3 separate regions of the Mus musculus genome follow, and all the other regions are linked to region 2. A link is a loop called in an ENCODE intact Hi-C map of the cell type or tissue named here. Cell type or tissue: left cerebral cortex. All regions are shown on one strand. Each heading gives the region's core, and the rest is flanking DNA. Links, peaks and the distances in the headings are about the cores only.

The links. Hi-C counts contacts between places; a loop is a spot of excess contacts. Peaks named below come from ENCODE experiments on the same cell type or tissue, not always from the same donor. Only the 100,000 strongest peaks of a DNase experiment are listed, where the experiment ranks them.
Region 1: it touches region 2 in a loop (2.5-fold over the local background); 2 of 42 quality-filtered maps call a loop at or near these places.
Region 3: it touches region 2 in a loop (2.3-fold over the local background); 3 of 42 quality-filtered maps call a loop at or near these places.

What each region holds. Positions count from the first base shown.
Region 1 is chr12:49,826,700-49,835,103 of GRCm38, forward strand. No RefSeq gene overlaps it. Among named protein-coding and RNA genes, the nearest start is that of Gm25015, 250 kb to the left of the region's middle. In left cerebral cortex, for the core only: no CTCF peak of the experiment used is centred there; DNase peaks (open chromatin) are centred at 1,303, 1,528, 3,858, 4,179 and 3 more places; H3K27ac peaks cover 639 bases.
Region 2 is chr12:49,736,061-49,744,464 of GRCm38, forward strand. No RefSeq gene overlaps it. Among named protein-coding and RNA genes, the nearest start is that of Gm25015, 160 kb to the left of the region's middle. In left cerebral cortex, for the core only: no CTCF peak of the experiment used is centred there; DNase peaks (open chromatin) are centred at 4,119, 4,449, 5,434 and 7,469; H3K4me3 peaks cover 932 bases; H3K27ac peaks cover 1,948 bases.
Region 3 is chr12:49,475,937-49,484,340 of GRCm38, forward strand. It overlaps 1810007C17Rik (RIKEN cDNA 1810007C17 gene), which reads right to left and starts at 4,926. Exons shown (of 3, transcript NR_045472.1): 1 at 4,594-4,926; 2 at 2,074-2,221; 3 at 1,057-1,283. It overlaps Gm34381 (a long non-coding RNA gene), which reads left to right. Exons shown (of 3, transcript XR_381577.3): 3 at 1-101. In left cerebral cortex, for the core only: no CTCF peak of the experiment used is centred there; DNase peaks (open chromatin) are centred at 4,892, 5,415 and 6,644; H3K4me3 peaks cover 350 bases; H3K27ac peaks cover 1,638 bases.

The DNA of each region.
Region 1 (8,404 bases), core at 278-8,277, 91 kb after region 2:
ATCACTAAGAATTTGAACTTGATTTAATTTCTTTACTGTCATTTTCTATAAGCTTTCTAACGACAAGGAGCATGTGCTGCCAGTTTGTGTTTTTAATGGGTAGTAATGGAAGATGAAGGAAAGAGTAGGTAAGAAAAGGCTGTTGGGATCCATTCCCATAATCATCCTCCAAACGCTGACACCATTGCATACACTAGCAAGATTTTATCGAAAGGACCCTGATATAGCTGTCTCTTGTGAGACTATGCCGGGGCCTAGCAAACACAGAAGTGGATACTCACAGTCAGGTATTGGATGGATCACAGGGCCCCCAATGGAGGAGCTAGAGAAAGTACCCAAGGAGCTAAAGGGGTCTGCAACCCTATAGGTGGAACAACAATATGAACTAACCAGTACCCCCTTCCCCCGGAGCTCATGTCTCTAGCTGCATATGAATCAGTAGATGGCCTAGTCGGCCATCAGTGGAAAGAGAGGCCCATTGGCTGTGCAAACTTTATATGCCTCAGTATAAGGGAACGCCAGGGCCAAAAAGTGGGAATGGGTGGGTAGGGGAGGGTATGGGGGACTTTTGGGATAGCATTGGAAATTAAATGAGGAAAATACCTAATAAAAATATTAAAAAAGAAAAAAAAAGAAAAGGCTGTTGAGCAATGCATGTAAAAGCCTGTGAAGGATCAAATATAAAGGAGGTATGTGCACCAGTCAAGGCTAAATATCAGAGCTATTGCAAATAATGTTGGGCTACTTAGTAAAGGAAAAAGCTGGAAGATCTAAGACTGGTTTGTGGGAACAGCAGGACATTTGACATAATAGAAATGACTATGACAGGGTAGCTTGAAGGTATGAAAAAAATATGGCAGAAATGAGACACATCCAAGGAGACTGGATCAAGTGGAATTTTAGTTTTACTGCCTACTCAGGGGTAACATTAGAATCTATAGCAGTGACTTTAACATGAAGATTAATAACAGATAGAGATAAAAGGTTTTAAAAATATTTTTAAGCATCAATTTTATTGAAATTTGTGGGTACAAAGGATTTAATTCCAAATCTAAATTTATTACTGGTTTTAAATTTTCTTTCTTGGCAGATAGCCTTAGTCTTGGGGTCTTCAGAATAACGATACATCCAATGGGAAACGGAAGCTGCTCAGAACTGAGGTGGGAAAACCTGTTTTCTGGATCCTGAATGAATCTTTTTTCCTTTGTTGGCTAAGAGTCTTGAAAAAACAGTGAAGAACATTCATTTTTCTACTTAATCTTGTTACTTTGCCAGGAGTAGCACAGGGGTCCCTTTAGTGAGTGAGACTGAGGGGCACTAAAATGGCTGGAAGTCATTGAAAATAGTAGCAGGTTTATTTGAGCAAAATCCGCAGGGTGGTATAATATACATTTTTAAAAATGCATTTTCATTAAAATTAAAAATGAGCTTCCAAACAAACTCTGGAAAGGGTTCCAAATACAGCTTTACAAACCCCAAATGAAATCAATAGAAAGAAACCAGCCAAGCAGCAAGTTGAGAAAACACCAATTAGAGTTTTTGACAAACAGAGAAGCTCACTGTGGGAGACAGTTTTTAAATCAGAGAAGAGAAATTTGGGCTTTTTTCCTCCACCTCAGCACTGCTCTCCCTGGAACTGAAATTTATGGGATTCAGAACGCACCCCAGGAAGAAACCACAAATAAGCGGGTACTCTCAGCATTATATCAGAGCAGATGAAAGCAAATATTATTCTGATAGCTTTTCATTTTGCCCGCCAAGGAGCATTGCATTATTATCCGTGACCAGAGATTTTAATAGTCAAACTACCACACATTTGTCAAACATTCAATTTCTGCCTGGTTACTTCAGGCCTCTCTAGCCAAAGAATTTTTGAAATAAAGTATACTCAATCTATTAGCCTGTTGCATGTTCTTTGTAAATCATGACATAGTGAGCCGACACACAGTAGGTTTTCTTAGGTCCACTTTCTACCCATGTAACAGCACGCCTAGGCACTTCTTCATATGCTCCTATGCCTGGAAGGATCCCAATTTGAGGTTTTTTGTTTTTTTGTTTTTTTTTTTTCCTTCTGGTTGGCTCTTTTTAGAAATTCCTTGGCCCACTTCACATTAGAACTACCCTGCCTCGTTCTTATACCCTCTGAAATGAGCTGTGTGTTTCTTCCAAGATGAGGTAATATGGATCGCCATAGAAAACTACTGTCAGAGCTCTGATTTAGGGCTGTATTTTCTGTTCCAATTTTAAAAAATGGATAATTTAATATTAGAATAGTCTCAAATCTTGAAGAATAATAATTCATAGACTGCCTTGCTTATTAGATTATTTATACTTCTTGAGATAAGTACTTAAGCTCCTATGCATATGTAAATATATGTGGATATTTTTACCCAAGTGCTAAAGCTTTGAGGAGTTCATTTTAGATTTTCAGTAATTATGTTTAGGAGGAAACATCTTTCTTGTCAATTATGTTCTCAATTACAAGCTCCAGACCAAAGCTCATAATCCTTGGTGATACCATATGCTGAGACTATATAATATTTATATGTATATTACACAAAGTCCTGCAGTCTAAGAATGAAGTTTCCAAGCTCTGTATAAAATCCTTCACTTTTCTTTTCTCTGAAGGTGCCATCCTCAGTCGCAGGCACTATCTTTCTTCCCTTTACACTTCTCCTTGCTTCTGTCCTTGACCTTATGTGTCTGTTCTCCACAGAAACAGCAGATCACATTCATCACTCAAACTTTCTAGTATCCCTCCAAAATCTTTGTATCACTAACCATGCCCAGAGACCATGTGCCCTCTCTGCCCTACCATCAACCTACTCTCCCTTTGGTTACCTGGCTCTATCAGCTCCAAGCCCTTACTTCCTGCTTCTGTAGCATCCCAGGGCTCTCCTACTAAGGTGAATGCTCTTCAATGCTTATTTAAAATCTGGTAGTTAGTAGATATCAATAAATACTCAACAAAGTATCAACTGCTCAATTATAATCTTGGTTTCAAATAAATGAGTGAAATGACTATGTTTATGTTATAAATGTAATTAATTTTGTTTGTTTGGTTTTGGTTTTTTGAGACAGGGTTTCTCTGTGTGTCTTCCTGGCTGTCCTGGAACTCACTCTGTAGACCAGGCTGGCCTCGAACTAAGTTTTTATTTTCAAGCATAAGAAAATAGTTCTTTTCTATTTATTTATTTATTTATTTATTTATTTATTTATTTACTGTGAGATACAGTCAAGGAAATATAAATAAGTTTAAGAATAGTGTTCTGGTTACTTATAGTTCCTGGACAGTAAACAATGAGCACTTTCCTTCTCTTGAGTATTCAAAGTGTAGCATGAGTAAGTCTGTCTCAGAAACAATGAGAAATTGATAGTAGGTAAGTGTAATGATACCTAACAATAAGTCATGAACAATAAGAAGCCAGAATCCAACTCAACAAAATGGTAGCTATTGATATTAGAATATGAGCAGAGTACAAAGTAACTTTTGGGAGTATACTTAAAATTTGACACAAGAATACAAAAGACTCCTGGGAGGAAAAACAGTCAGCCCATGTCCAAGAATCTAAGAGTTTTGTTTTCCTATTTCATCTCATGATGAAAGCCTTCCCTGCCACTCTTTGCTGAGTAGTCTAGACCATAAAGGCCAAATGTGGGCAAGAAGCCATGACCAGCAAAACTAAGAAAAGTTTAGGTCTGTGTACCACAGGTAAAGTATACAAGGAAGAAAACAATATGGATGCTCTCCCATTTTGAGAGTCATCATGGGTTATCATAGTAAGACCCCAGAGTGCAGTGTACAATGCAAAAGCTAACCAGTCACCTAAAAGCAGAGAAAAGGCCCCGTAGTAAGAAAGTAGGAACCTGATCTACACACCTGGCTAGTTCTAAGTCACGGCCTGGGAAGGAATATACCTTGAAACCCGATACAGTTGAGTCTGTGACCAAATACCAACAGAGAGCAAATAGGAACCATTCTTGTTTCTGATTATGTATTTATTTATTTAAAGCCAGGTCAACTTTTGTGCTTGAGTTAAGTTTCTATGGAAATTCTTACTCCATGCTGTTATGAAAAGGCAACTCTCTTTCAGCAGGCTTTGGATCCTGGTCCAGGCTCCAGACTGTCTCAAAATCTAAACAGAATCTTAAAATCTGTTCCTGCCTCAACCAGAACTCGCTGTATTTCCTTTGCCTCCTGCCACCGCTCAGTTGGATGGACACCAAGTATAGACAACTTCAGCCGAAAAGGAACATTTTAAGGGAGTTATGAGCCAGATTCAATTATAAATAGGGATCATCTGTGAAATAATGTTATTATCGTATACTTTGCACACAACTTTAACAATGAGAGTGTAAGCTCTCTATGCAAATGGACTTGGTTTGAAGGCCACTCTTGTCATAGTGCCTTTATTTTACTATCTGTAAAATGGAGAAAATAATCAGCTTGCATCCCAGAGCTACTGAAATCATCTAAAGAGATAATTTGCACACAGTGCTATGCGTCATGTCTTCCTTTGAATGCACATGAAGTCAGTCCTAATTATTGCCATAGTGACTTCAAATAATAGTTGCATTTAAAATGTGTTTCAACAGCAGAATAAAACCAGTGGTTACCACTAACTCTGCTGTATAAGAACTTTGCCCTTGCTGGGTGGTGGTGGTACACGCCTTTAATCCCAGCACTTGGGAGGCAGAGGCAGGCAAATTTCTGAGTCCGGGGCCAGCCTGGTCTACAAAGTGAGTTCCAGGACAGTCAGGGCTACACAGAGAAACCCTGTCTTGGGGGAAAAAAAGAAAAGAAAGAACTTTGCCCTCACCTGTTCACCCAAAGGGGAAAGCCACACATGAAAATGGAGATGATGGTTACTTTAGCAAGAATGCTCTGAGAAACGGGCAAAAATGAGATATTTGTTATTAAACTCCAGTTCCATGATGAGAAGATGCTATGAACAGAAGTTGATTCTAAAAGCACATTTTGATCACTTAAAAATGCTAATTATTGATGATTCTTCATGTTGTCACAAGGTAGGCCAATGCCCTGATGTAGAAATAGATTTTTTTTTTTACACAGAATCCATTGATTTAATCCATAAATCATTCCCTTTCTTCCCCTCCCCCCAAAATAGATTTAGAACTGACAGTGCTTTCTCTTCTAAAGTATAAAGGATAATTTCCTTCTGATCGTAGAGATGATGAAACAAAAATATAAAATACAGTGCTCTCCTAACAGGGATTGGGATTTCCATTGCACCTCCCCACATCCTCTCAAATTAAAGTTTGAAAAGCAGAGCTCAGAAATAAACTGACAAGCACCATGTTCCGTTCCTTCCATTTCCAGTAAGGAAGCACCAATTTGATTCCTACCATAACAATTTTTGCTGTTGCCAATGCATCATTTATAAAAAAAAAAAAAAAAAACCAACAACACAGCTTCTCAAGTGATAGAAATCATCCCATCACTTTGTTTCATAAAATTGACACCCAGGGGAAATGCAAACTGTAGTCAGAACTCCAGTAAAGCTGTTCTCCCAAGCCCTGTGAGGTATTCCAGAAGTCTCTCCCTCATAAGCTAATGTCAAGCCCCAACTGCTTGTTCTTTTCTCCTTCTCTCACAGGCTGCAATATCCCTCGGCTTTCCACAGCACAGGACTTGGTGTTTTCTGAAAGTGTTACTCCTCCATCGGATTTGACTGTGGGCTAATTTGAATGCAGTGACAAAGAAAAAAAAAAAGAAACTGTTGAAATTATTTCACACGGAGAGCAATAAACATATGGAATAAATTACTACTAAAGAGGACTCAGAGAGTTTCAGAAACACCTGGATTTGTTTCTGGGGGCTGTGGGTTGGTGACCCAGGGTGAGAAGGCTGGGGTGAGGCAAAAAAATGCAGGTAGCAGTAGGAAGCTTGGACTTCCAGCCAAGTGGCACCTCCTGCATTTGTGGGGAACAGCACAGAGACACTAATCTATTTAAGGCAAGGTTCTCAAACATGCTGAGGGCTAGGCAGACTAAGTCACAGGAGCTGCCTTGCTAGCAGTGGGAGTGTGTGTGTGTGTGTGTGTGTGTGTGTGTGTGTGTGACAGAGAGAGAGATAGAAAGAGAGAGACAGAAAGAGACAGAGAGACAGAGACAGAGAGAGAGAGAGAGAGAGAGAGAGAGAGAGAGAGAGAGAGAGAGAGAGAGAGGATGAAAGTGGCCTCTGGCCTTGTCAAAACAAAACAAAACAAAACAAGAAAGATACTCAATATCAACAGAGTAGGTCTGAATTTGCAGAAACTACATTCAACAGTGGCAGGGGATCTGGCTCAGATCTAACATTTGACCCACAAAGATCACCTCTATGACATCTGTACTCCCTACTCTTAAGAACACATCTGAGTCTTCATCAGATTGTCTATGAGAGTGTTGCAAGTCATACCCATCACTATGCAGGCTTGGAGCAGAGGCCATCTTTTCTGATGCATCTCAGCTGATATCTGCTGAGTCTCCCTCTGAGGGCCCTAGCCTAGGTACCACTTCATCCTATGTTACTCATTGTCAGCTGGACACTGCATAGAACGCCAAGGTCCTGGCTCATGATTGGTACTTATAAACTCTATTTTGTCTTACTTTAGTCAAGAAGGATTTGAAATACTTGCAAAAATAACAGCTAACTTTATTGAGCTGCAGCTTGTGCCAGGCACTGGTCCAACTGTGCTGTATGTCTTAAATTGTTTAATCCTTATGACAGTACTGGGATGTGTAAGCTTGTGGTTTAGGTACTAATGTTATCTCTATTTTGCAAGTGGAGGACATGGATATGGGGAGATGTCTGACTAGCTTGACTAAGGTTACCCAGCTCATGAAGGGCTAGGGTAACCTGAGACTGATCTCAACTAACTAGCTTCAAACAGCAGTCCAATCATAACTCTAAGTAAGTGCCTAACAGCAAAGAAACTAATATAAACATTGAGAAAACATTAGTCAAGGTTACAAAGTGGAGGTATGTAATGGGCTAATTAAAAATGCACGCTATAAGCATACAAAATTTGTTCTGTTTGGGGGATTTAATAAGATATAAACGTGATTTCTTAAGTAATTCAATTCTTAGACAAAAGCAAATGGCTTTACTCATGGATATGCCACATAGCAGAACTTGTTTCTCCTCTGGAGAAACAACATTTATTAAATGTTTACTAAATTAACCTAGAGGACAACATTTATTAAATCATCTCTCTAGTCCTCTGAATTGATAATCTCCCCAAATGGCAGGGATGAAGACAGGAAAGCAGATAGCAGACAGGACAAATGTCTTGTAAAAATGTACATGACACTCCAAAATGGTGTACACTGGCTTTATACATGTAAGTGGGCTGCACACATCCATCCATTCAACTTAGAACCAGGGAGTCCACTGTATACCAAGGGTCATGCCAGGACCAGAGACCCAGGGATGAGCAAACAAGGAAGAGGATTTGCCCGTAAGAGACATACTTAGGTTTTGAGTAACGAGACAAGCAGTGGACAAGGCTAAGTGGTGATAAGAGATATAGGTGAACACCAGGCAGATGGAGAGTGTGAAGACTAACCCAGGGTAAAGGAGCCTCTCTCTCAAAAAACAAGGTGAGAAATCGCCTCTTTGAGGAGGGGCAATGAAACAGAAAGGAATCCATCTGAGATCCTTGTCTGCTTTTCTCTAGTTATTACAAACTAAAACTCCAAATGAAATGTGGTCAACTGCTTATGTAATGTCAGGTCAGTAAGATTAAATATTTTCTCATGATTTATTTCTTTCCCATGAGAAGCTTCTTGATTTCAATTAACTATAAAACTTCCCTTGGAAGTCTGAATGTAAGCAAATAGGAGAAAGGAGACAACTTTCTCACACAGCAATCTGACAGTGTTCTGTAGAGCAAGTGATTAATGTAGCCTAGTATAAACCTGGAGCTTTTTCTAGGACCAGGAAAAGAAAATAATTAGACAAAAGAATTAGAAATTTTAGGGGTTGACCCAGCAGGTTTTCAAATAAGATTCTTAGAGCCTGTTCCCTGAGCAAGAAGGTATTTCTACTCTTATATTTGGGGAATGTGACATTTTATCCTGTATCACAGGGTATTAAATTCAACTCACAAAATGTTTTCAAGCTCTGAGACCTTGAGTTTGTCAAACCCATCAACAGAGAATATACACTGGAGTCAACCAATGAAAGAAGATGAAACTACGTTAATTTATCAATGCTTTTATTTGAAGCAGCTGGTTCAGTATAAGTCTGTTTTACAGACGAATCAGTGTTTCATTTCCTTATACCTTGTATTCTATATTCCAGCATTTAACTATCTTCTTTCTAACACTCTTCACTATAAAGATTGGAATTTCTTCTCTATTTTGATTTTGGTACTGTCATGTATCAAATCAATTTTAA
Region 2 (8,404 bases), core at 282-8,281:
AGAAACTGGAACCTGTGCCACCATATATATGGTGCAAAGGAATTTCTCTATCCTCATGTTGTACATCTGGTGATGGATAACTAAGCAATTGAGAGCATTTCATTAAGCACAGGCAAAGTCACTTGAATTTCACTGAGTTTCTCTTGTTTCTCAGCTGTAATTCACATTTCAGGGCATCTCACCATAGATATTAAATATTTGGAAATATATTTGGAAACACTATTTAAAAACAGAAATTGTGTTTTGGATCTTTAAGCTGTGTGATTGTAGATACGGGAGGTATGTACGAAGGGGCCACTGAGTTTGCATTACCCATTGTCCAGTAATTCCTCATCCCACCAGTTTCATTAAGCACCATTATGCTGTGGTTCTCAGGGGCTTTCCACAGACACTCTCAGTGTGTAACAAGAATTAACCCCATATCAGCTCTTGATCCTGTACTCCTCCTCCTGGAAGAGTAGAGTCTGACACCACTGCAGAAATGGCGAACTGGAGTTGGCAGTCATGTTCTTCCATGTTGAGAACCAAAAGAGACACTCTTCTCTAGAGTCTGACATTTGTCTCAAGTTTTTGACCTAATTGATGTGAAGCTAAGAATTAGAATGGAATTATGCTAACGAAGCCTTCCAAAAGGGGCAAATGAAGTTTCTAGATTATTCTCCATACTTAGTCCAACACAAGAAGAAAAGTAAAATTAATTAACTGATTTGTTGGGTTTTTCTTCTTAATGGTTACTTTTATTCATCTTTTAGTGTTTCTAAGCAGAGAAGGTCAATATTTGTGCCACACACACAACACACACACACACACACACACACACACACACAATCACATATGCACATACGCTGTCTTAGCTAGTGGAGCAACAACATGAACATTTTCAAACAGTTAACATTTTTAAGGACACATACAAAAATGCTTTGGTGAGTTGCATAAGCATGGGGAGACAGAAATTTCATTTAAAAATCATTTGAATCTATTATGAAAATGACAGTTACAATTCTAAAATCCTGTACTTAAAATATCTGGGCAGACATATTTTGTGTGTTTGTTGCTTTATAAGAACTCACAGTATATTAGGACAAATAAAATGATACGTAAGAGGCTCTGGCAAATTTCCAAGGAGTGCACTCATAAACAGCCGCAAACAGGAAGCCTTCAGTACCAAGACATGTATTTCCTTACCATATGGTCCCAGCCCTTCAGCAAGAATGTGTTCCTTTCTCAAAACAAAACAGCAGCAGCAACAACAAAGCATCTCTTCCTTGTTAATGGTAGGGCAGACCTTTTTATAAATTCACACTGGCTGTTTGTCATAAATCCTGGTCACTGGAACGGAAGTCTTCTTACAGATGTAGGAAATACTGGGTACACTCTGAGAGTCTGGAGCCAGACCGGCTATAGTTATTAGCTCTAACATTTCATATCTTGCATAGTCAATTAACTTCTCTGTGTCTCATTTTCTTTATCTTCAAAATGGAGACACTATTTTCTATAAGACAGAGTTCATGTGGGACCATTAAGTAAATTATATGCAGCTTTTGTTGTTATCTCTAACATCCACCTATTCACGATTTTCCAAACAACAAATCAGTCTTATAATTGCAAGCCTTCATATTGGGCAATTTGAGTCCTATATACGGCTTATAAAGGCATTGATACTATTAAAGTTTTGAATGCTAAAATGTCATGTAGATACTATTTATTCTTTTCTTTTTTCTGTTCTGAAATACTCTCAATCAAACATTCAGTTTCTAGGAAAATAGTAACATACCCTGTTAATTAACTAATGTGTTTTTCTCATGTGATATTGGTGCAATGCAAAGGCCATCTTCTAGAGCCCTCCATAGCACTATTGTAGCTTCACAGTCTGCTTAGGAACAAAAAGGCAAAGCATCTTGAGAAGAAGACAACAGGAAAAGAAAGATGTGGAAAATCAGAGACTTGGTAGTTAGAGAGAAGCGGTCTTCCAATAAAAGCTACAAAGATGTAAAGACAGCTTCCGTCTCTTTTTAATATCTACAGTACTCTCCTCCAAGTAGTGGAAGAAAAAGATCCAGTCATGTAAAGGTCATAGTAATTTGGAGTGTGTCTCCCTTTCCCTGGCATGTATAGGTAGAGTGTTCTTGACCCTGCACTGTAAAAGCCAGGAATCTCACCTCTGATCACTAATACAATGCTTCGGCTGAACTGCTTTCCTCTCAACTTGTATGTTAACTCTCTGTCTAGGAACTCTGACTGTGATCAAGTTAAAGTAATTCCATCGAAGGGAGCTTGGATGTAATCAGACTAATGTCCTTACATAAGGAAAGTTAGAAATACTTGGACGTTTGTGCACAGGCAGAGCCTACATGAGGGCACCATGAGGAGTTAGCCATCAGAAAGTCTTTGAAAGAGGCCTCAGCAAACAACAAAAAACTTCTCTGTGACCTTAAACTTGTAGCCTACAGAAAATACATGGTGACATTTACTATGCAAATTTTAGGAAACAAACACAACATGTTTTTTTTGTTTGTTTGTTTTTGTTTGTCTGTTTGTTTTGTTTTGTTTTGTTTGATTCAGCAAAGCCAAACTATTGGCCCCTTCCTTCACAATTGGCCCAATCTTGCCTATTGATGTTCATAGTGTTGCTTAATATGTCCATCAATCTGACCTTTACAACGTAGTTAACTTATCTTCTCCAGAAGATTCTCCAGTTGGATTAATCTTATGGCACCTGCCTTTTGTAAAAGTAAACTGCATATCCATATTACTCTAGGACTCTGTTTTGTTGAGGTTGTTGCAATTATACATGATCTAGTTATTGATCAGCCTCTGATGTCAGGAAGTGTTCATCTGTCTATGGGATAACCCACCCCTGTTCTGCTAGAGGCCACTAAAAGGGGGAAACACACTTTTGTCTGACACTCGTGTACTCTATAACTAAGTTTACATTAGTCCTTATGTGAACAGAAATACAAAAGAATCATAATCTTAACTGGTCTCCTTAAGAAAACAAGTCACAGTTTTAAGTTCTGAGGTAGTGATCAACAGTTACATTTACGTTATTAAAAATCTTTTGCACATTTATCCATAATAATTTTTAATTTTGGAATAAGTGACAGTGGAAATTATATTCAAATTACCATTCTTTGTCCCCCCATCCCCCAGCTAAGTTTATTAATATCAAAGATTTCTATTCATTCTATGTAAATTTACTGAAGTCTGTTAAATCTCCTGATTACTGACATTTTAGAGTTTTCTACACTTTTTGTCTCTCTTTTGACAAATCACACACATATCTTCAGGGACTCTTATTACAGAGCTAAGTACATTGTCTGACAAAAGTTACAGAATTTTAATAGATAAATGACAAATTTTAACAAAGAGTTCTAGTCAGTTAATTTTGAAATCATTTACTGTATGTATGGGAAACTGGCAGAAGTGATTTGATGAGGTGCAGGTTTTCTACACTTAATAAGAGAAATTTTTCAGTAGATGTGCTCTGTAAGATAAATCTATTTGATGGATTTATTACAAAAATAAATCTCCTAATAAAAATAGCCCTTCTTGCTTTTCGTTAGGTTCTTTCCCCCAGGATAAGGTAAACAATGCCATCAGTTATTTGGATCTAATTTTTCTAAAATTTAGATCGTTGCCTCAGTGTTAAGAATAAATCCAGAAAGGTTAAGTTCAGTTGGAAAAAGCTGAAGCAACTCCATTGCTGTAAAATCACGGATATCTTAGGCTAGAAAAATAAACAGGTGTTATGGTTTAAATATACACTTCTCAGTAGCTACATTTGTCTTTAAATACTTGGTTCACACGCCGTGGTCTGCCTGTGTTAGGGGGACAGTACACATGTGAAGGGGCATGTGTGATCACTGCATGATCCGTTCCCTGCAGGTGCTGGGAAAGGTCAAACAGGGAAACTCATCATCACAGAGTGAAGTGATTTTCTTCTTTATCAGCTCCTGAAGTAAACAGGCTGATGAGCACAACCCAGCCGCACTCACCCGCATGACATCATAGGCAATCACAGCTAAGTGTTTCTATATGTCAAAGCCTGAAGAGTCACTACCAGATTGTTGCCTGATTGGTACAAAAACTCAAAATGGTATTTCCTTGGTAATTAGTTAGTCAGAGATTATTTTGCAAGATTCTGGGCTCTGTGGGGGCTGGTCAAAGATAGGGAGCCCTGAGCCAAGGCTACAGTTTGCCAGCTCAGAAAATGAGCAGGCTGTGTTGCGAGCAGAGCGGCAGCATTATTTGAACGTGTATCGGTTAAGGAGTGAAAAAAATTTTAAAAAACAAAAATTTAAAGCAGACTTTTTTTTCTTTTATTTTAAGATCAGAAGTTTCATATCACATTCTTTGGAAAGAGAAGATTGCAAGTATGTGGTACTTAATCTTTGTTCATAATATATGCCCGGCCGTGTTCAAGACATTTTTCAAACCCATTTTCTCCCAGGCTCCCGTTCCGCTGCCAGGCTCCATCTCCTGCCAGTGAAGCAGCAGAGTTTAGGATACTGTGTCCTCACGGAAGATTCACCTCCCGAGTTTTCTAACCCAAGACATTTAAGTGGGAATCTGGGCCCAATCTGCTGTATTTTAGATTGCAGCAAAGGACTCAGAAACCCTGCTGCTACAGACCCTTTCCTAGGGGCAGCAGCCAATACTTTGGAAATTGGGTATTTTCTTTTCTTTTCTCTTTCAAGAAAAAGAATGCATAGTTTAACACTGTTTCAGATGATATTTTTTAAAAAGAGTTAGGTACTTTCCTGGAAAGGTAAATATTTTATGAACAATTATATTACAACCTCATTATATCAGGTATAAAATTTATCTAAAAAAATCAAACGAAAAAGGACAGAGGATTAAACATCCAGTAGTTTAAGATACTATTTCTAGTCACAGATTTCAGTATTAAGCATTACTGTGTACATGTGAACCATGACAACTTGGACATATTTTTATTTTTATAACAATATGTGGAAGAACATTTTGGGAAATCTTAGCAGTTGAGTTGTAGGTCACTTTAAATGTTGTAAATAAAATTTTGATTTCAAATCAATATCCATATTTAACTAGATTCTGAAATATAGGCAACTAAACAAGAATACAGTGACACAATTTGTATACAAATATACAAGTATTTAAGCACCACATCTATATTTCTATAAAAAAATAAGGCAGGCTAAGCCACGTTTCTGCTCATAAATTTCCACTGCTACAGGAAGTAACTCATCACAATTGAAGTACTTTCATAACCTTACCCTAACTGAAGGTTACAGCAGAGTGCTTGAGTATCATTATATTTTTTCTCAACAATAGTCTTTTTAAATACATAGATTTTCCACCTAACAGCAAGTTCCCCAGTTTCTCAGAGTCTAAGAGTAGCTTTCAGTAGTCTGAACTTTCCATTGATCTGAGCCATGTTTAGCTTCAATCTATCCCTGCACATGACTGGGGAAAGAGATGGTCTATCAGATTTTTTTTCTTGTACCTTCAAGGCTCTCTCAGAGTGAGAAAAGTTTTCAACTCTAAGCAGGGTCAGGATTTAACCCTTGTTTGGGTTTCATTGTGACAGCAGAGGAAGAAGGTTCTTGCTTTCATAAAGAAAGGGGTCAAGATGTAGAGGGAAATCTACACAATTCAGATAGGGTTGAGCAATACAAATTTTCTGCCTCAAGAAATCCAATGAAAAGTCACAGAAAGTTGAAAGCTTGGAGCAAGAATGGACTAAGATCATGGCAGGACTGGACTCAGGTTAAGTGGATAACAACAGGAGATGTAGGTAAGGTAGGGGGGAATGGAGAGAACATTCTATAAGCTTGGCAAGAATAGAAAGGATGGGACTGCTACCCTTTAATACTGGATTCTAGACTTGAACTCTAAGAAAGATCTCATGTTTACAAGTTGGAGAGAAAGGACAAATGATGATATTTCCAAACATATATTTTGAATTAGTATATAACTTGAATTAATGAAAAATATACTAAGAACTCAAATAACAAAAAATGTCATTTCCTCCAAGTAAATCATTTTTAATTCTTTAAAATTAATTACCAACCAAGTGTAATAAAATATGGTATCCTGCCGGGCGTGGTGGCACATGCCTTTAATCGCAGCACTCGGGAGGCAGAGGCAGGTGGATTTCTAAGTTCCAGGCCAGCCTGGTCTACATAGTGAGTTCCAGGACAGCCAGGGCTATACAGAGAAACCCTGTCTCAAAAAACAAAAAACAAACAAACAAAGAAACAACAAAAAAGATATGGTGTCCCAAGTATTATATAAAGATCCCAAGTAATAGATGAAGAGTATTATAAATTAGAATTATATTTAAAAATAATAGTGTATAGCTAGAAATAAATCCCAATATTTCACAAAATTGGTCCATTAAGTCAATTTCAGGACCTTCCTTCTCAACTACTCAGAATACAAGATATTTCATAAGAATCATAATATGTGAATTTAAACCAAACAATCTCCTAGTGGCATGGTTCAGGTTTCTTTATAAAACAATGTCTGGCAAAATGTATCTGGATCCACATGAACCATAATTAGACACTTAATATAAACACCATCAATGTTTGCTTTTTACACCTTAGAAAAATATACCACACTCAGAAGCTGACCACAGTCCATGTCTTCCTTAAAGTTTCTTGCAATGCTGCCAAGTATTGCATTTTCTCTATAGATGTAACTTAAGGTGGTCATTTCTTGACAATCACTTATTAAAAATCTTGTACATTATGAAAATATTTTCTTATTAATGCAAATAAATCCAAAATTAAAACTTTATAGATGAATCATGTAGTCAGTGATGTTATTTAACTGGCAAAATAGAAATACCACCCTAGGTGATAAATATCAAAAATACAGTAACTTTTTTTGATAACTGTAATAGAGGGGAAGAACAAAATGACAAATATAAGAATAGTTCAAATTAATGACAAAACCACGAATGCTTTAGTAAAAAGGTAAGAACCTTATGTGGGTTAGTTTCTACCTTGAGAAAATTAATGTCACAGTTAAAATTCTTGGTGTTGTTACTGCTTTAATTCTTCTAACACATATGCCTCATAAGGCCAATGTTTTCATTCTATTCAAAACTACATCAACAATAAGTAAGGGCACTCTGTTTTCAGTAAATATGAATGTACAAGTTAATAAATGCAATATACATTTTCTTGTGTGATCTACTTGACTTACCTATACTTACAAAGCATGGTCTTTCCTAATCAGCATGGGCGGGGCTGGGGTGGGGGGGGGAGGCGGTGCAGTCACTGGCTTTAGAAAGTGGCTCACCACTTTTGTCAGTATTTTCTCCTCATTTCTCCTCATGCAACCTCTCCCACACACCCTGTCAGTATAATCTCCGCTTCTCTTCACCAGCCCCCTGTTCCTGATTCTCACGATGGGTGAATGTGTGAATAAAGACACTGGGTATGGTTGTGCATGGTGCCATATCAGCCTGGATAGAAAGTCTGGAGCATAGCCCTTTGCAGTCCACATCCAAAGGGATAGATATTTTTGGTCCATCTACAGCATGTTTCTCCACATTTTTTTAACTGGCTAAAACAAGAACTGTAACTCAGTCTCTTTGAGTTCACCCTCCCTCTCTGCTCTCCAGTGTTCCCACATAGTTTTCTTCTGTTCCACTGCCATTGCTGTTCATTTCTTCAGAAATACTCATAATTGAAAAATGAGTTCCCCCAGCAAAATCTCATTCCATATGTAAAAGAGCATGTCCCACTCACCTAGAGGTATATTTTAGAGTAAGAAATTAACAGCTCAGCAGTCGATTGCCATAGCTTGCTGAGTAAGCTGGGCTCAGGTTAAAAGGGGGTTATAGGCTGCCAGCCAAAACACTGATGGCATTGCTGAATTCACAGATACAGAAACTCTATATGTCCCAAGGATTTTCTGTGGCTACCATTAATGTCACTCTCTCCTGCTCTGTCATTGCAAGTGTCACAATTCAGTCCCCTCATGCTGATCAAAATAGACATGGCTTTTTAACTCCTCATCTGTTGATGTATGTTTTTAAAAATATATTCAATATTAATTATAAAAATTATTGAAGATTATTATATCAGAGCAAAGCTGAAACAGACAGGAGAGCTGAAACAACAGCACGATCAACTTGTTCCCTGTAAAAATCACTCATGAAATTGGATAGTAGATTTTTGATTCTGACAAAGTAGCTTCTATCATATTTAGCCCAATCTTTCTCTATGATCATTTTGATGATACTACAGATGTAGTTACCTGAAGAAACAGTGATGGAAAATGGAAAAGAGCCAAAACACATTATTAAAACCATAGCTTTTATATATGAAGTGTTAATAAGATGATCAAGGCCTAAAATTACTTCATAATTCTTTATACAAATGCTTGAAACTGGTGGCAGATTTTGAGG
Region 3 (8,404 bases), core at 282-8,281, 260 kb before region 2:
GGCACCTGATTTTTGTATTCTAGTTTTTCTTATAAAAATTAATTGCCAGTCTTCTATATGGAGTCTTTGTATGAATAAATAAAAACCTTTTCATTATGTTACAATAATGAAATCCATTCTTAATTATTTCAAAACTCAGCTTAAAATAATTTAAAAATTATTTGAGTGGTCTCATTTGTATTTGTTTGTGTCCCCAATTTGTGGTTGTTTGTTTTGGCTTTTTTGTTTGTTTTTTGTTTTGTATGTTTCCAAATCTGGTTAATGAATGTATTCCTCTATGTGTTCTTGATATATGGCCCAGATCTCCAATAAAGTATGATGCTTTGGAAACAGAAATCCTAAAATCTCTATACCAATTATTATACTATTTGTATATAATATCTATAATCATAGAATAACTCAGTATTCTATTATAATTTATAAGCCTAATTAATATTGTTGACCAAATTGGGTAGACACTAGTACATCTGTCCTTTCATAATTTTCTCCCTTCAGAAAGAGCGCCCTCTAAAAATCAACTAGTCAAGCCGGGCGTGGTGGCGCACGCCTTTAATCTCAGCACTCTGGATGCAGAGGCAGGCGGATTTCTGAGTTCGAGGCCAGCCTGGTCTACAAAGTGAGTTCCAGGACAGCCAGGGCTATTCAGAGAAACCCTGTCTTGAAAAACAAACAACAACAACAAAAAATCAACTAGTCAGATAATCATATTTTTCAATTTCCAAGTAAGTCTTCAAAAAAGACAATCTGTGATTGGTGAACAAAGAGGTAGTTTCAATTTAAGTACCTTATCTGTGGCATTATGCTTGACCATGAGATACACATAAACATACCACATGTAAATATTTATTCTTCTCTTGTTATTGTAATTATCAAATTTCCCTGGATACATCACCTGCACTAATGACACCTTTGCTAATTGGATGCATATCCTTTGTATAAATGTTAAAAAAAAAAACCCAGCCTGAATAGAGTCATGTGTTTAGTATTCAGGAATAAAGGAACTTTTTAAAAAGCGGGAGAAGCTTGAGAATGAGATGAAAAAGCACAGATCATTCACTTTATTCAGTGTCTTCACAAAACACTGTGATCGGCAACATTCTTTATTCATAGACAATCAATCATTAACTTATTTTTAACTTTCAGAGGTTGTTTGAACTCAGGGCAGCTCCTCTTCAGTACATTACAGCATGTATCTTCAGTACATTACAGCATGTATCTTCAGTACATTACAGCACGTATCTTCAGTACATTACAGCATGTATCTGACTCACTGGATTGAATGTCTTTGGGAGAAAAGGTGCAGTATGATTCAGAATAAAGGAAATTGAGGGAACAAAGCATCATTTCCACTTAAGGAAAAGGTAAAGGTTACATGGATGAAACTTAGTCCTGGATTTGTTTCCCAGGACACTGTCTTATTAATCAACATAAATTTGGAACCACCATTTAATGGCAGAGAAGTTAACAAAGATTTCACTCATTAATTATTCTAAAGAAACAGCACTTTTTAAAGTGTCTGGTTGACACCTCTAGCATAAATTTTGTTATCTTAGGAATTTGCTTCATTCTTTTTATACAGCTATGAATCATTTAATGCCCATTCTTTTAGTATTTAATATCTGAGAGCAGACACTGACAAGGAAATGACCAAAAATCCAAACCTGTGACTAGTACAAAGTAAACAAGGGAAGATTTTGTGTGTGTTCATCTAGTCTGAATGTGAAAAATATTTGTTCTTTTGTCAACTAAGATTCTCTTTGCAAGTTGAAACATTTAGCTCTTTTTAACTGGCTAACCTCTAGAGTAGTGTCAAGGTGTGTTTGAATAAGTCATATGTATCTCCATCTTCTCTTGGTATAAATTTCTATGGCAAATATAAGGTCTCTATGTTTACCTACTCAAATCAAGCAGCTGCAAAATTTAAACATTATATTTTTATATGCAATTTCTAATGAACGATGTGGCTGATTAATGTTCTCATAAATCTATAGCAATCATTCCTTATAGCATTCTTCTTGTATTTATGCTCATGTTTATTAATATTTCATAGGGATCTATATTTTATCGACTTACCAAGACAACAAAAGAGGGTCATGCTTAGAATTTCCAACATTTTTCCCATTCTTTTAATATTAAGCTCCTTTTACAAAAGTATCGTAGCATTTTAAAATGATATGGAGACAGTACTTTCTGGCTTTTAATTCCTATTGATATTATTTCCCTTTAGAAAATGCAATAAATAAAATCAGTGATAATTTGCAATTATAATTAACACTTACCTGAAGAGGAACACCTTTACTATATAGGTAAAGAATTGATAAAAACCTGTAAAGGCAACATTGATAGACAACATATATATTGAATGACTAAATAATTCAATTTAATGAGCACATACTGAGTTGTCAACGTGTGCTGAGTGGTCAAAGGTTGATTGAAAGTCATACAAGAGACTTATCCCGTGAACAAGAGTCAACAACCTAGCCAATAAAACTTTGATAATCACATAAGTATTTAGAAGTCCTGGAATTAAAAACTTTCAGTGTGAACTATTGATACCAAAGAATACTGACTTTTAATTGTTGTTAAATTAATATTCTTGTTGTGAATTGTTTGTTCACTCATAAAATAACACTATTTTTTATTTAATGTGATACACATAACAACTTAAAAATGTTAACCAAGATATATGTGTCTCTTTGAAAATAAAAATGTGCAAAAGGGTTCATAGAGAGATGGCTCAGTGGTTAAGAGCACTTGGTGTTCTTGCAAGAAACACGATTAGGTTCCAAGTACCCACATGGAGGCTAATCATCTGTAATTCCAGTTCCAGGAGATCCATTACCTTTCTATGACCTTTGTAGGTATCAGGCATGCACATTGTACACATGTATACACATAGGCAAAACACCTACACAATTCAGTAAAAAGAACAAGTCTTTTAAGAATGTATGTTTGTGTACTCAAAGAATTAAATTTAAAGATACAACATCAAATCATATGTTTTGAATTCATTTAAAATGATATCTATGTACAAATTATCCATAGCGCTATGCATGGAAGTCATTATTATAGGCTTTAGGTCATAAGAAACATGTTATATGCAATAATGATGCAACCATCAGTGTTCACAACTGAAGGAAATACTGCCTACCATGTGGCCAAAATGTTTTTCACTGAGTCATGGTCGTAAGGGAAATCTTACAAAAACATTGAAAGAAATACTATAGATAGAAATAACTATGCTGCCATTAGGTATGGACGTGAAATATAATAGCACAACTCAAGGGATGAAACTCATCAGGGAATGATGCAGCTGTATCCACTGAACCATCCGTGGTGTGTTCATTCTAATTATTAACGCTGGAGACACATTCTACTCTGAGAACAAATTTGCTTGCAGATTATGTGGCCCTTCAGTACAAAGCAGTGGCTGCCATTGTAACATGATGCATGGTCTCCTTGTGTAGCTGTGCCTGACACACAGTACCACATGATGTCAGTCGGACATGTTGAAATACATGATCATATTAACAATTATTTTGTTATTGCTATTATGGACACTGTTGATGGAAAACACAAAGCAAAAGATTTTGTTGGTAGAAACAGAAAGAGGTAGCACACGAGGGATAGAGTGTGTTTTTCTTGGCTGGTCTTTCACTGCTGTTTTGATTTCATTTTTAGTTTTTGAGGACAACAAGGTAGCTCTATTCTCTATTTAGAATCAAATATGGGATAAATGTCTGTGGATATAGGAAACTAGAAACACAACTTCTGTAAGCTTCTTCATTCCACTCAATTTGACATCAGTGACACTACTAATAAAGTGTGGGTGAAAGTGTGAGGAGGGATTTTGACACAGGGGGCTGTACATTTAAACCTTTACATTTGCATGTTCTGAATTTATAGCATTTGAAACTATGTTAAATATGCGTTTTTGTGTTGAATATTAGAATTCTGCATTTGTCTTCAAAATAGAAGAAAAGGGGAAGGAATAGACATTCCTCAATGAGCATAAGAGATGGAGGAGGAGGCTAAAAAGTTCTCAGTTCCTAAGCATATTTGTTTTATTATAGATAATTGCACATTACTAAAACTTTTAGTTTTAAAAAATATCAAATAGATTTAATTTGTTGTAAAACAAACATTTTGTGGTATATTTTACACTTTTCTAAAGTTTGCATATGTCACATGGCAAGTCTTGTTAGACATATAGCATCCACCAATTAAATTAATATGTCCAGTGTTACACAACTCGTCAGAACAGAAAGTATATATTCATGTCATTAATATTTTTAATAAGAAAATTACATTTTGATGTCCGTAAAATGTTACCTTTTCTTAAATAAAATATGTAAACTGGATATTTCTCCAACACACTGGTCCATAGAACTTTTACTGAAACTCACTGAAATTTAAACCACTGTGTCTCTATTTGCTCTGTGCAACCAAGGAACTAAGACACTCTTGACTTTGAGGAAGAGTAGTAAATGACTATAAGGGTGAGATATGAAATAAATAATAAGTAAATTAGCAAATGTTTAATAAAACAATTAGCTCTGCCCCAGGGTTCTGCAGTAGCTTATGAATCCTTACCAGTAGTAGTTTACAGCTGTAACTTTCAGATATAATAGGAAGCTGAATCTTCTACAGGCAATGAAACAGATGATCAAATTCACAAGGGATTGCGTCAGGCTTTTTCCAGTACTAAAGAAACATATTAATCCTTGTCACTGTTTTCAGAAACGCTGTGACAGAAATAAACCTGTACTGTAACTTGGCCCTTTTAATGAGCTTCTGCAGTGTGGGCTTTTCACTCAGCACCTGAAAAACACAACAAAACACCTTTTATATTAAAGATGTGAGGTTTGCTGCTGGCTAAATTTGTACACACAAGTCTATAAACCAGTGCTCAGCCAGCTGGGAAGCAAGAAAGCAAATTCAGATTCTGCCATGAACTTCACAGACCAATTATCTACTTGGAATCATGGGAGTTTAACAAACAAATACCAGCCCCCGCTGAGCCTTTTCAGGCCAGCAGCTTATGGGTGATTCAGTAGCATCTGAGGCTTTTAGACTGATCAATTCTTAATCACAAAGCGCAAAAATTATTCTCAGACTCATGTCAGTTTCTTTGGACACCTTTGTTAACAATCTGCTTCAAATCATTTTTTTTTTAAGAAACTGCAGACACTGTTTTTATTGACTCCCCACTTGTAAAATGTTTATAGCTTGTTAATTTATATTTACCCCTTTACTTTTGCCTGCAAATCAACATCACTTAGCACAGTTTGGTTACACTTTGTCCAAAGGAAATTACAGAAGCCTGCTATGGGGCTAAAATGAAGGAAAGCTGCGGGAAAATCAATGCACTGCTGATTAAACAGATCGTAGCAAATTCACGGCTGTATGCTACAGCATGGAGACAGACAGTGTGATGCCTATCTAGCAGTTAATGCGCTCTGCGTCAGGTGAAGACAATTTCAGAACAAGGCAAAATCACCCAGAGAAGCAAGAACTGCCTCACCCAAGAACGCGAGTGTTTGGACGAAACTTACATTCCTTTTAAGCCAGTGCTTCACTGGGGAAATTAAAGTCACTTGGATGTTTGAAGAAATAAAACATTGTGGTGTGGTGTATCTTTAACTGTGATATTTTTACCATGAAAAGAATCATGTCATGGCAAAATACTCCCTCTGATCACAAGTCAGACTGTTTTTCCCTTTTCTCTTTTTATGGAATTTTAAGATTATTGACATTTTCTTTGTAGAATATCAATTAAAAATTTGTCTCTGGCCAAAATGAGATTGTTTATAGAGCATATCTGTATTAGTCATTGTATCTAATGAACATGTTCTAAAGAACTGAAATGCATGACTATTTTCTTATATTAAAATACAAGAATAAACAGAGAATCAGCCAGGTGTAAAAAGAAAATGCAGTTCATACATAATTAATTAAAATATATTGGGAATGCACAATATGAACGCAGGCTGGATACAAAGATAGCATATGTTTTCAAATCATTGTCAAGAGATAACCTTGGGATTACAAAGAGCTGTGTGCTGTTGTGGTTGTAGGTAAGGAACTCTGAGTTGTGGAAATCTGTTTAGGTTTCTGTGAGGCCAGGCTTTAGGTTATGTAGAAAAGTATGTGTGTCCTAAGTCAAGATCAGAGGTAGTGCCCTGTTTTAAACCAGTGTGAACTGCTCTGTGGCAAACTGAGTGTAAATGAAAGAAATTGGAAAAAATAACAAAAAAACCCAATGTTAAATATAATTATGTAATATAAATGTAAAATGTAAAATGAAAAATGTAATGAGAAGATATGATATCTCCACTCTTTTTCATTTTATATGAACATTTATGTAGCAACCTGCCATCTCTTCTTTGCCACAATTTGGTCCCATATTTTATCTTGTGACACCAGGGTAAAGTCTGTGGCACTACTGGCTGTTATTTATTTGCAATAACTAGGGCTTTGATAGGTTATGTTATTCTGGCAGATACGTTTCACTAGTAAGTCTTCACATTAAAATTCATACTTGGGAAATTTTTGTTCTAGACATCGGAGCCAACTTATTCTCAATCGTTGATGTTTTTAATCTTCTTCTTTTCAAAATATCAAAGTCTTTCAAATGGTAGCATGGTTATGCTCGTTGCCAAATTCCATGTGTTAAAATGAAGGTGTTTTTGAGTCATCAAAGCTTATAAAAAGACCTTTAACAAGTAAACAGCTTTCCTCCTTAAAAAAAAAAAAAACCTGGAAGATGTGGTATAAGAAAACACATTCATGGACACCATATGTGAACCAAGTTTTATGTCAAGATTTTGAGATTTATTTTGAGGATTCCTAGAAAATTAGGGACTTAACATTACTGATTGAAGAGGTCTACTCTGTATCACTCTTTTCACTTGTGTGCATGTGTCGAGTGTCATGTGTGTGTTGTGTATGTGTTGTGTATGTGTTGTGTGTGTGTCTATTTGTTGTGTATGTTGGGTATGTGTTGGTGTGTTGTATATGTATTGTGTGTATTGTGTTGTGTTTGTGTGTTTTGTGTGCATGTGTGCACGAGTATGTGCAAACGTACATGCATGTATAAAACTGAAGGCCTCTTGCTTTGATTATTCTATTGAAAATATCAATAGACAAACTTGTTTAGAAGAAGAAAGTGCAAAAGGTGTTCAGTAGCTTCAGAATGTGAAGAGCAACCATCAGTTCAGCATTTCCTTGTCAGCTCATCACTTTCTCGTGTTGCAGATCAACATTTTTTATGTGAAAAGTTCAAAATGAAGAGCTCATTCAATACAGAGTAGAAAATGCCTTTGTTATACCACAATAACAAAGCAATGAGCATCAAAGAAAAAGAATGCATTGTAGATAATACCTAAAAATTCTTTTGTTTGAAACTCATATTGGTTTAGTGGGTTGCATATTTTTAGATTATTCTGTTCTTTGTGGAAATCAAAAACTTAAATTGAAGAAATATTAGGACAAGAGGTAATGGGCAAAGTCTGAATATTATAACTATAAATGTCTTAATTGAAATAATTAACCAAGATTCAAAATTTCAGTAGATATTTTTAAGATTTTTACAGTTCCAGTAAGTTAACAACTGTTGTTTGTAAACACACATTACTTTATTCAAAATCTATAGACTACATGAATCTGATAGTTGGCAGGGGTTTGAGTTCCCATTGGTAGAAACCTAAGTTTTCTTATTAATACATGGTAATTTATCACCATTAAGTATATGATCCCTCTGGAAAAAATTGATGCACATTGCTCTCTAGACTATAATTTCAGAGCTCATGATATTAATCTTTAATTAAATTATAGTTATTTTAGAAATATATGTCCTTAATTAAATTATAGCATGCATATGAAGAAGAAATGACTATGGTATGATTAAAACATGGTTTAAAATATACTACTGTAATTTGAATGCTGTCTGTCATCACTGAAGTATGACTAACAAGGCTTTAGAAATGACTAGAAAGTCAACTGAAAAGATGCCAAGTAAAACTATTGTGCTCTTTAAAACAGTGCATTAAATTTTTTGGACAGTTTCTTTATTAAATCTAAATATACTTCTTATAGGGCATACAGTATTACATTTCTAAATTAATTGCCATATTCTCATTTGTTAAAGAATTCACTCCATGTGAAAAGCAAAGTCTCACTAGATGTGAATTTTACACTGCGCTAGATCAATCCCAATACCAGTAAATGGATATTATTAAACAGCATGGGGTAGTGCAAACTGGGAAAGAAAACTTGTAGTGTGCTGCCTTTGAGCAGACCTGGCTTGCATGCTGTGACAGGGCAATTGTCGACATGCTTTTTCATGCCAATCTGCAGCTTTTTCAACTCTAGATGCTATGGCAACCAGGGTTTAACAGACTAA